2 separate regions of the Homo sapiens genome follow, and region 1 is linked to region 2. A link is a contact called in ENCODE Hi-C or POLR2A ChIA-PET data. All regions are on one chromosome and are shown on one strand. The core of a region is the stretch at or near the end of the contact, and the rest is flanking DNA. Distances in the headings are between cores, read along the strand shown. Region 1 has its middle 52 kb from the start of LINC02227. Region 2 holds the start of LINC02227 (long intergenic non-protein coding RNA 2227).

Region 1 (4,405 bases), core at 1,426-3,925, 52 kb before region 2:
GTACGTGTATGCCAGCACATTCACTAGAGTTTCCCTCCTTGTCAGTTGGGCTTGAAAGTCAGAATCATGTTCTTGGTATTTTTTTTTTTTTCAACAATGAAGTTAACAGAATCCACTGTCAGATCCTTGGCTCTCTTTTCGTTACTTTTGGATGGAAAAGAGACATTTGAACAGGGGTAAAGGAAGGGACTGGCCAAGCTTAGGGACTGAAATTTGGGAACCTGTGGAATAGCCAGCCGTTCGCAAATACCTGCCAACACTGCATTCAAAATCACATTCAGAATTTACATGAATTGTCTGAGAAATTAACCTCTAAACCTATTCATTGCACTGGTAGTCCACTGGGTTCCCTTAAAACAGGTTATCCTGCACTACCAGAATAATTTATATCTGCAGCTGTAACAGTTTCTGTATTCAGGTAGCATGCTTAGTTTTATTTGTTTGAGTATTTAGAGGATTTTCAGGAGTTTGTGGGAAGCAATCATGAGAAGTAACTCTACTCGTTTTAATCTTCAAAAGTATCATTTTCTTGGGCTTATTATTCCAAACACACTGACTCTCCATAAGCCATCATCCTGTTACTCAGAGCTCACAAAGCCAATTCTTTAATTATGCAACAACAAACTATATTTAATGATGACCTGAGACCCAGAAAAATTCTGTCTTGATTTCTGAATCATTAAAGAACAATCCAACTGTTGTCAGTCCTGTAGGAAGTCAATGAATTGGGTCTCATCCTTTGGACTGCTCATCCATCAGAGACATGCATGTTTACTTTCCAGTCACCCCTACCAGGGCCAGCTTCATGGGTGTGTAACCTGAACAAGTTGCACTGAGCCCCACACTTAAAAGGCCCCCATGCCTCACTTAATGCTCTGCTGTTACTGTCATGAAAAATCTTAATTATTTTTTAACAAAGGCTCTGCATTTTCATTTACACTGGCCTCACAAATTATGAAGCCAGACCTGATCCCAGGAATATAAGTTCCATAAGGGCAAGATTCTTGCCTGTCTCGTTCACAATTAGTTCCTAGAATGGTGCTTTGTACTAGTCTTAATAAATATTTGTTAAATCAACGAATGAATGAATGAATGAATGAATGAATGCATAAATACCAAGATACTCGAATAATGAGAAGCTCCCATTCTCAGGAAACAGGGAGTTGCTCTCATTTACCATTTCTGTGCCCTGAACTCTTAGTTGAAACATTTCAAAGTTACGTTACAGGCCTAGATAACTGCTTAAGGAAGGAGATTTGGCAAGAAAGGGAGAAAGGGGGCCCAAGACGCCCAAGAGAGATACAGGCAAGCCTACTGAGAGACACTGCCCAAGGATACTGAGAGCAGAGGCATGGGGTGTGCTCTGTGGTCAGTGAGCAGGGGAGCAGACTCCTGTCTTTCGATGCACCAGCAGGAATTTTCCTCAATGTAAGCCAGGCTGCAGGAAGAGTTTTTCTGATTTGCAATCTCAATACTACTCCATGTCCCCCGGGTCTTGTAGAAGAACAGCAGCCCAGCTGCAGGCTCATGCATGCCCCAGGCCTGTCAATGGGTTTCCTCGGCTCTGAATCCTGCTTTGAGCTCCAAAAGTGGAGCTAAGGATGTGGAAGCCACGCTCTTGAATTGTTCAGGCCATGTCAGTGAAGACCAAGAAATGAAAGAGAAGATGGGACCTGAGAATGCCAATTCCACTAACAGCTTCTCGGTGGCAGTGGAGGTGATTAGGAAATGGGTAGGTACCCATTAGTACAGTTCACACAGGAAACAGGACTGAACAAAAGAGTCCAGTAGAGGGTTTTATATGGTTGAAGCCATTTTTTCATAGAGTTTATTGATCACCTTCAGCCTTTGCAGATTTAATTCCCATGTCCATAGACCTTCATTAATTTTCTGTTTGGGGGCATTAGGGTAACAAGCACATGTCTTTCCATGTAGCCATTCACACTTAACTCGAAAGAAAGGGGGATTCTGAGAAACAACCCATTTGGGTAATGGGTTGCAGTCTCTAGCCTCTATTTATCCGTTTCATTCTTTATTAAAATGACAAGTTGTGGGTAGAAAATCAAGTTATCTGAGGTCTTTGGGGAAAGTAGACAACTTGGGTCATAAGGAAAGACATACAAGAAAAGTAAAGCCAGCAAATAGTAGTTCTCTGGACCACATGGAGAAAAAGCACAAAATGGGAAAGAGAGAGAGAGAAAGTTTGGACCCTGCACAATGTCCAAACTTTGGTCACTGCCAAAGTTTGCAAAATATCATTTCATTTAGAAAAGCTATGATTTAATAGCAAAGGAGGACATTTTGTTGGAACGCCTAGTGTAACAAACACTTTTCTCTCCACTTAACAGCACTCTCCTGGCTTCATCTCATGGAGAAAATAATAATTTGGATGTTTTGAATTATAACAGTAATACTAAAGGCACTCTGGGCCCACCCAAATTCCCAGTGTTGAACGTGGTGTTAGGGCTCAGTAAGAATGTAGGAATATTACAGCAAGCAACTGTTGGTTTTAGGACATGGTTCAGGGTTCAGTGCAGTCAGAGGGAGTAAACAGAGCTTTCTGTAGAGCTGCAACCCTGGCTGTGTACCTTTTGCCAGGTCAAGGCCAATACAGGGCTCTGTCAGCTGAGAAGAGTCCCAGGGCTTTGGACCATGAACAAGTTCCAGAGAGAAGAACGTGAGCCTGAGCATCTGGAGGTCTTGGATCTGCTCCTAGCTCTGCCACTAATGAGCCCCGTGACCTTGGGTAAAGTTTCTGTCCTCTCTGGGCCTCCCTCCTCCATCAGTACAGTCTTTGACATTTAGAGCTGCAGAAACCCTGACAAATCATCTGGGGCTATATTTCCCAAAATGTGTTCATTCCCATTCTGCCTGGCTTGTCCACGTTCTTAATTTTAAAAGAAACCAGTATCAGTTACAAAATTTAGAGGGCAACTATTAACTATAAAAATGAATTTATTCAAAACAAAACCATATTGTTACATTCTAAACAGATAAATGTTGCTTGCCTAGGAAGACAATAGCAACAAAAACAAAAATAATAATAGGAAATACTTACTGAGACTTTAATATGTGCCAGATACTGTTCTGAAAGCTTTATAGATAATATTTCATTTAATTGACACCAGTCTATCAACTAGTCTCTATTGTTGTCCCCATTTTGCAGATGAGAGAACTGAGGAACAGGAAAATAAACTTGAGATATTCCCCCTCTTTGTTAAAAAGGCTATTCATGTGCATAGTGGCATGAACCTAAGACTTTTTTCTTTGTTGCAATTAGAAGGATTAAAAGAGAATTTTTAAAAGAATGACTTTTTCATTTTAAGATTCAGTCTTATTTGACGCCACAAGTTTGCGCAGTCACCTAAAATCACCCTGGATAGGTAATGGCTATCTAGAATGATGGTAGAGGATGATCCGGTCATGGAGTAATTTGAGAGGTGGAAGGTGTACTACCATAGGCTTTGTGGTGTTGAGCCCATTACTTCCTTTGCTAGTGTTGTCCCTTTTTTCTTTTGTCTGTGTGAATAATTCCTACTAGTATTTCAAGCTTCACCTCATCATGAACCATTTCCGACCTCCTGTCCATCTCCGGGGCCACATGTCTCCCCCTTGCTGGTGCACCCCACTGTATCCTATACACATTGCAATTGTAAACGTTACATTATATATAAGGACCTCTAACTTTGAGTCCAACTTTGACATAGAAAGCAAAGCCTATTCTAAGTAAGTCCACTAATCTATACAAATTCCAAACCTAATATGAAATAAGTGACCAGAAAAAAATAATTGTGCAAGTATTTACAACATAAAACACTGAACACAAATGCTATACTCTAAAAGTTGTTTCTGGGAATTGTTTCATCATGGATTAGACTGAATGAGGCTTCTTAAAACAAGAATCCAATGAGCTTGGGTAGGATTTTTTTTTTTTTTTTTTTTTTTTGAGATGGGAGTCTTGCTCTGTCACCCAGCCTGGAGTGCAGTGGCGCAATCTTGGCTCACTGCAAGCTCCACCTCAGCCTCCTGAGTAGCTGGGACTACAGGTGCCCGCCACCACGCCCGGCTAATTTTTTTGTATTTTTTAGTGGAGATGGGGTTTCACCCTGTTAGCCAGGATGGTCTCGATCTCCTGACCTCATGATTTGCCTGCCTTGGCCTCCCAAAGTGCTGGGATTACAGGCATGAGCCACTGCGCCCAGCCTTCTTTCTTTTCCAAGTGAATTTCCCTGGAGGAAGTATAGGTGCTTTTCTTTGCTGTCATAACTGACATGGTATTCACACTAGGGTCATCAGTCTTGGAAACTCCCTAAGTTTCAGCATGCATTAATGCCTTTGAAAGTGTCAGGGACAAACAGCTTCTTGGTGGCATGGCCCTACACTTAGACTTCTTTGGCTAATGCTT
Region 2 (4,643 bases), core at 1,814-4,313:
TGATATTCTTGCTTACATCTTAAAACTGGGCTCAGGACCATAGGGACCATCCCCGAATGCTTTGCCTTGTCTCATGCTGTGAGGCCATCAGGGAAACATTGTATTTGTACAATCCCGGAGCCACAAAGTTTGCAAAAGTGCACACTGTGAGGACAGGATGATGAAAAGGAAGCTTCTCTCAACTGTCCACCCCTAATGTAGGCCAGCCCCACTCTCAACAAACAGCAGCCTTCCCAAAGAGCAAACGTTAAGGATTATTAAACCTTCATTTCTTAATTTCCATTTTGATTCAAAAATCGCAGGAGACTATGATCTTACTTTATGATTCTTTCCCTATGCAGTTGGAATTGGTGATCTGACATTTATAAGCTGGGAAAGGTAGGGTTTTTCTTTATGGCATTAAATATTCTCTTTCATGATGGTATTTCACTTTACAAATGGCAAATATATCATGATGTGACCTGCGTAGAAGTGTTTTCAAGGGAGGTTTGGGAGTTCTGAAAAATTCACCTTGCTGTGTGGCATGTTGAAAGCCCACTATCACGTCTGATGCACTTTATGCTGGCACCATGCACCATATTGGTGAGAGAAAGCTAACCAATACGGGGAAAGACTTGGAGTTTCCATTTCATATTCAGCAAAGTTGTTTTTCTAATGAATTCTAAGAACACAACAAAGATGCCATTGGTATCAAGCTCTTTCATATTTTTTTTTCAGTCAGGTGTTTATGCAGGAAATACTAAGCATTCACATGTGCCAAACCTCAATCTAGACCCTGTGGGGAATACAAACGTGAAATATCCTTAGACCAGCTTAGGGTAGGGTCCTAGGTAGTTTCTTGCTCAGGAGAGCTTCCAAGGTCAGGCTCTTTATGCAGTTCAATGTGGCAGTATTGACATTTTAAGAGAAATACAGTTTGTACCTTTATGGAAAGAATATAGAGCATGTGAATGTTAAGTAAAAAATTACAACTGTGTGAATTCACAGTGACGTGAAAGTTCTCACCCTGCTTTATAACTTAAAGCCAGCTGAGTTTGTGTCCCTCCCTCCCCATTAGACAGTAGACATCCAGTGAGCAATGAGCCTCTTGCTTTTTATCCTCCCAGTTCATTTCATTCTTTCTCCTCCCTTATTGATGGAGTGACCCCTATGTGCCCGGCACCCTGTAAGAATAGGAAATGCACACTATGCCCCCCGGTACTCTTGCTTATGCTACCTGAGGATTCGAAGGCAGGCTTTACCTTCATAGCTCCTACAAGGTGATCATGCCTTTTCCTTCTCTTAGCAGAGTTCTAAGAATGCCCAGGACCATAAATCAATAAGTTGTCCGTGGCAAACAATCTACCAGAGCTTGGGGATAGCTGGGCAGTATTTCTCTAGGGAACGAAGGCTGGCTAAATAGCCAAAGTTTATTGAAGTGCTCCATACATTGCTTAAGACTAGAATTCACAGTCAACTGCCTGGGGTGGCTTTCACTCCATCCTTCCTTCCAAGAACCACAGAGATGTAGTAAATGAGCCACAGGAATAGGGATTTCTTCCAGGCTGGAGATATTACAACCCTTCTCTCAATATAAGAGTTGGCTTGAAAAGGCAGCATTCACTATTGAGGGGATAACTCTGAAGAGGGCTTGTGGTTATAATGGTTTTATGATTATTTTGGATCTTTGTAAAGACTCCTGTGTTTGGGTACTGATTCCACACTGGAGAGATCACACAAACATTCCTTAACATTAGTCTGTGGCTTTGTTAGACAGAATTGAAAGAGCTCTGTGTCCATTCCAGTCCCCAGTCATACCCAAAATCATCTGTCATTCACATGACTGTGGATTTTTTTTCAAAATTAGACTGTTAGTCTTCTGGGTTTTTTTTGTTTTGTTTTTGTTTTTTTTAATTACATATACAAAAACAGTCTCCAGGAAGTCTGTGCTATGTGTTGAAAACAAAGGATACTTAAGTGAGGTTGTTGTCTTCCAAAAGCCTATAGATAAGAAGGTAATATTTGCTAGTTTAAGTGCAAACATATGTACACATACATATATATATATAAAAACAAACAAATAAACAAGTTGGAAAAATATCTGCCCCTTTTATCTATCATTAATCAATGGATCAGGAAATACTGTCTGAGAAGCTATCCTTTGGGGGAAGTCTACACTATATGTTGAAAATAAAGATGTTTAAGTCAGGTCACTGTCTTCCAAAAACGTATAGATGAAGAGAATTTTCATTGAAATACACACATACATACATACATACGTAAAAATAAATATTGCATGTTCTCACTCATATGTGAGAGCTGAAAAAATTGATCTCATGGAGTTGGAGAGTAAAATGATGGTTACCAGAGACTGGGAAGAGCAGTGGGTGTGGCAGGGATTGAGGAGGAGTAAAGACCCAGTTAATGGGTATAAAAATACAGTCAGGGAGAAAGAATAAGATCTAGTGTTCAGTGGCACAAAAGGGCAACTATAGTTAATAATTTATGGTACATTTCAAAATAACTAGAAGAGTGGAATTGGAATGTTTTTAACAATATTTATGCTATATTTCAAAATAACTAGAAGAGTGGAATTGAAATATTCCTATCACAAAAATATGATAAATGTTTGAGGTGATGGATACCCCAATTACCCTGATTTGATCATTATACATTGTATACTTGTATCGAAATATCACATGCACCCCATAAATATGTACAACTATTATGTATTCATAACAATTAAAATTTTAAAAAAATTTAACAGAATTTAGCAAAAAACCCCACACAGACATACATAAAAAAACAAATTACCAGGTTGGAAAAAAAATACCAAAGATGAAAAAAGATATGCATTGAGCAAATATTTTCGAAGTATTTGTTTACTAGGCATGTTCTAGTGCCAACAGAGAGCTTTTATTTTAGGGAGATAGACAAATAATAAACAAGTAAATATTTAATTTCAGGTAATAGAAAGTTCTATAGAGAAAAAATAAAGTAGGATAAAAATGAATTATGAGAGAAGTGTGATATTTACATAGAGTGTGGTCAGGAAAGTCCCCTCTGAAAAGGTGATATGTGATATTAGGCCATGTGAAAATGTGTGTGGGAAGTAGTCATATGTCCAGATCATGCAGGACCCTGAAGATAACAGAAAGGGCTCTTCATTCTGTTATTTTCAGTAAGATGGAAGAGAATTTGGGGGTTAAAGGTGAGGACTGGCATGGCCTAAAGTGTGTTTTAATAGGATCACTGTGACTTCTGTGCTAAAAGCAGACTGCAAGGGACAGAAGCTGAAGCAGGAGGTGAGTTAGAAGTTTCCTGCAATATCCAGGTGAGAGCTGATGATGGCTTTGCCTGGGCTGGCAGTGGAAGTGATGAGAGATGGGTGAATGAATATTTTGAGGATAGAATTAACAGAAATTGCTTATTGGTTAGAAGTGAGGTGTGAGAGGAAGAGAGGAGTCAAGGAAAATACCAAGGTTTCTGCCTGAGCAATTGGGAAAATTGGTAGTTAAAATAAGGAAGACTGAATGAGGATCTAGACTGCATGGAGGTAGAGATGAAGGGAGGGGTGGTGAATGTCAGGAGCTCAGTTTTGGCACACTGAGTTTGACATGCCTATTAGACTTCCAAGTGGAAATGTTAAGTATGCAATTGAATAAACAGGTCTTGAGTTCCAGGGAGAGGTATCAAACTGGGGATACAAATTTGAGTGTATTTAAAACCTTTATACAACCTAGGGAGTGTATATAAAGAGAAAAAAAAGGTGTATATAAAGAAAAAAAGGACTGAACTAAAGAATGGCCCCAAAATTTAGAAGTCAGAGAATCAGAAAGACTCTGCAAAAGAGATTGAGAAGGAGTGGTCTGAAAGAGAAAAAGAAAACCTGGCACATACGATGCCCTGGGATTCAAGAGAAGAAATTCTCTCAAGGAAGAGAAATTTATCAACCACATCAAAAGCTATTGCTTGTGCAAATAAGGACTGAGAAATAAATTAAAAGCTAATTAAAGTAAAAAAAAAGAGGTAGAAGTATGTAGCTAAAAAGTGAATAGAGAAGATTAAATAGAATGTCTAAAAACAAACAAAAAAAAACCCCAAAAAACTGGTTTACTACAAAATAAAGTGGGAAAAAAGAGAAAAAGGCCAAAGAAGATATAGGACTTTCTTAAATAAAATATAGGACATATTTAAAACCCAAGCATATTAATAATTATATTAAATATAAACTGCTAAGTACTGCAATTAAAAGGCAGAGACAGTCGGGCGCGGTGGCTCACACCTGTAATACCAGCACTTTGGGAGGCCGAGGCAGGCAGATCACGAGGTCAGGAGATCGAGACCATCCTGGCTTACATGGTGAAACCCCGTATCCACTAAAAATACAAAAAATTAGCCAGGCGCGGTGGCAGGCGCCTGTAGTCCCAGCTACTCAGGAGGCTGAGGCAGGAGAATGGCGTGAACCTGGGAGGCAGAGTTTGCAGTGAGCCGAGATTGTGCCACTGCACTCCAGCCTGGGCGATACAGCAAGACTCAGTCTCAAAAAAAAAAAAAAAAAAAAAAAAAAAAAAAAAAAAAGGCAGAGCTTGCTAGACTAATTAAAAGTAGCAAAATTCATACATATGGTGTCTACAAGAAAAAAACATTTTAAATATAATGAC

What was found. A loop is a pair of places that touch in the nucleus more often than their neighbours do. ChIA-PET counts read pairs that join two places held with the same protein, here RNA polymerase II (POLR2A). Pooled maps may share reads with other maps.
Region 1: a loop to region 2 is called in a map of ascending aorta, with 1.8 times the contacts of the local background. The contact joins the enhancer-like site here to the promoter of LINC02227 in region 2. A Hi-C loop is called at or near these places in 4 of 168 maps with a recorded cell type or tissue (CD14-positive monocyte, aorta, ascending aorta and 1 more) and 5 of 50 pooled maps. POLR2A ChIA-PET finds 5 or more read pairs at or near these places in 1 of 52 experiments (RWPE1).

What each region holds. Positions count from the first base shown.
Region 1 is chr5:158,459,646-158,464,050 of GRCh38, reverse strand. No RefSeq gene overlaps it. Among named protein-coding and RNA genes, the nearest start is that of LINC02227, 52 kb to the right of the region's middle. Within about 2 kb of position 2,675, at least 9 of the 41 ENCODE cell types and tissues checked have a DNase peak (open chromatin) inside an H3K27ac peak, as active enhancers do; they include ascending aorta, where a contact is called at or near this core.
Region 2 is chr5:158,408,193-158,412,835 of GRCh38, reverse strand. It overlaps LINC02227 (long intergenic non-protein coding RNA 2227), which reads left to right and starts at 3,063. Exons shown (of 7, transcript NR_109888.1): 1 at 3,063-3,190.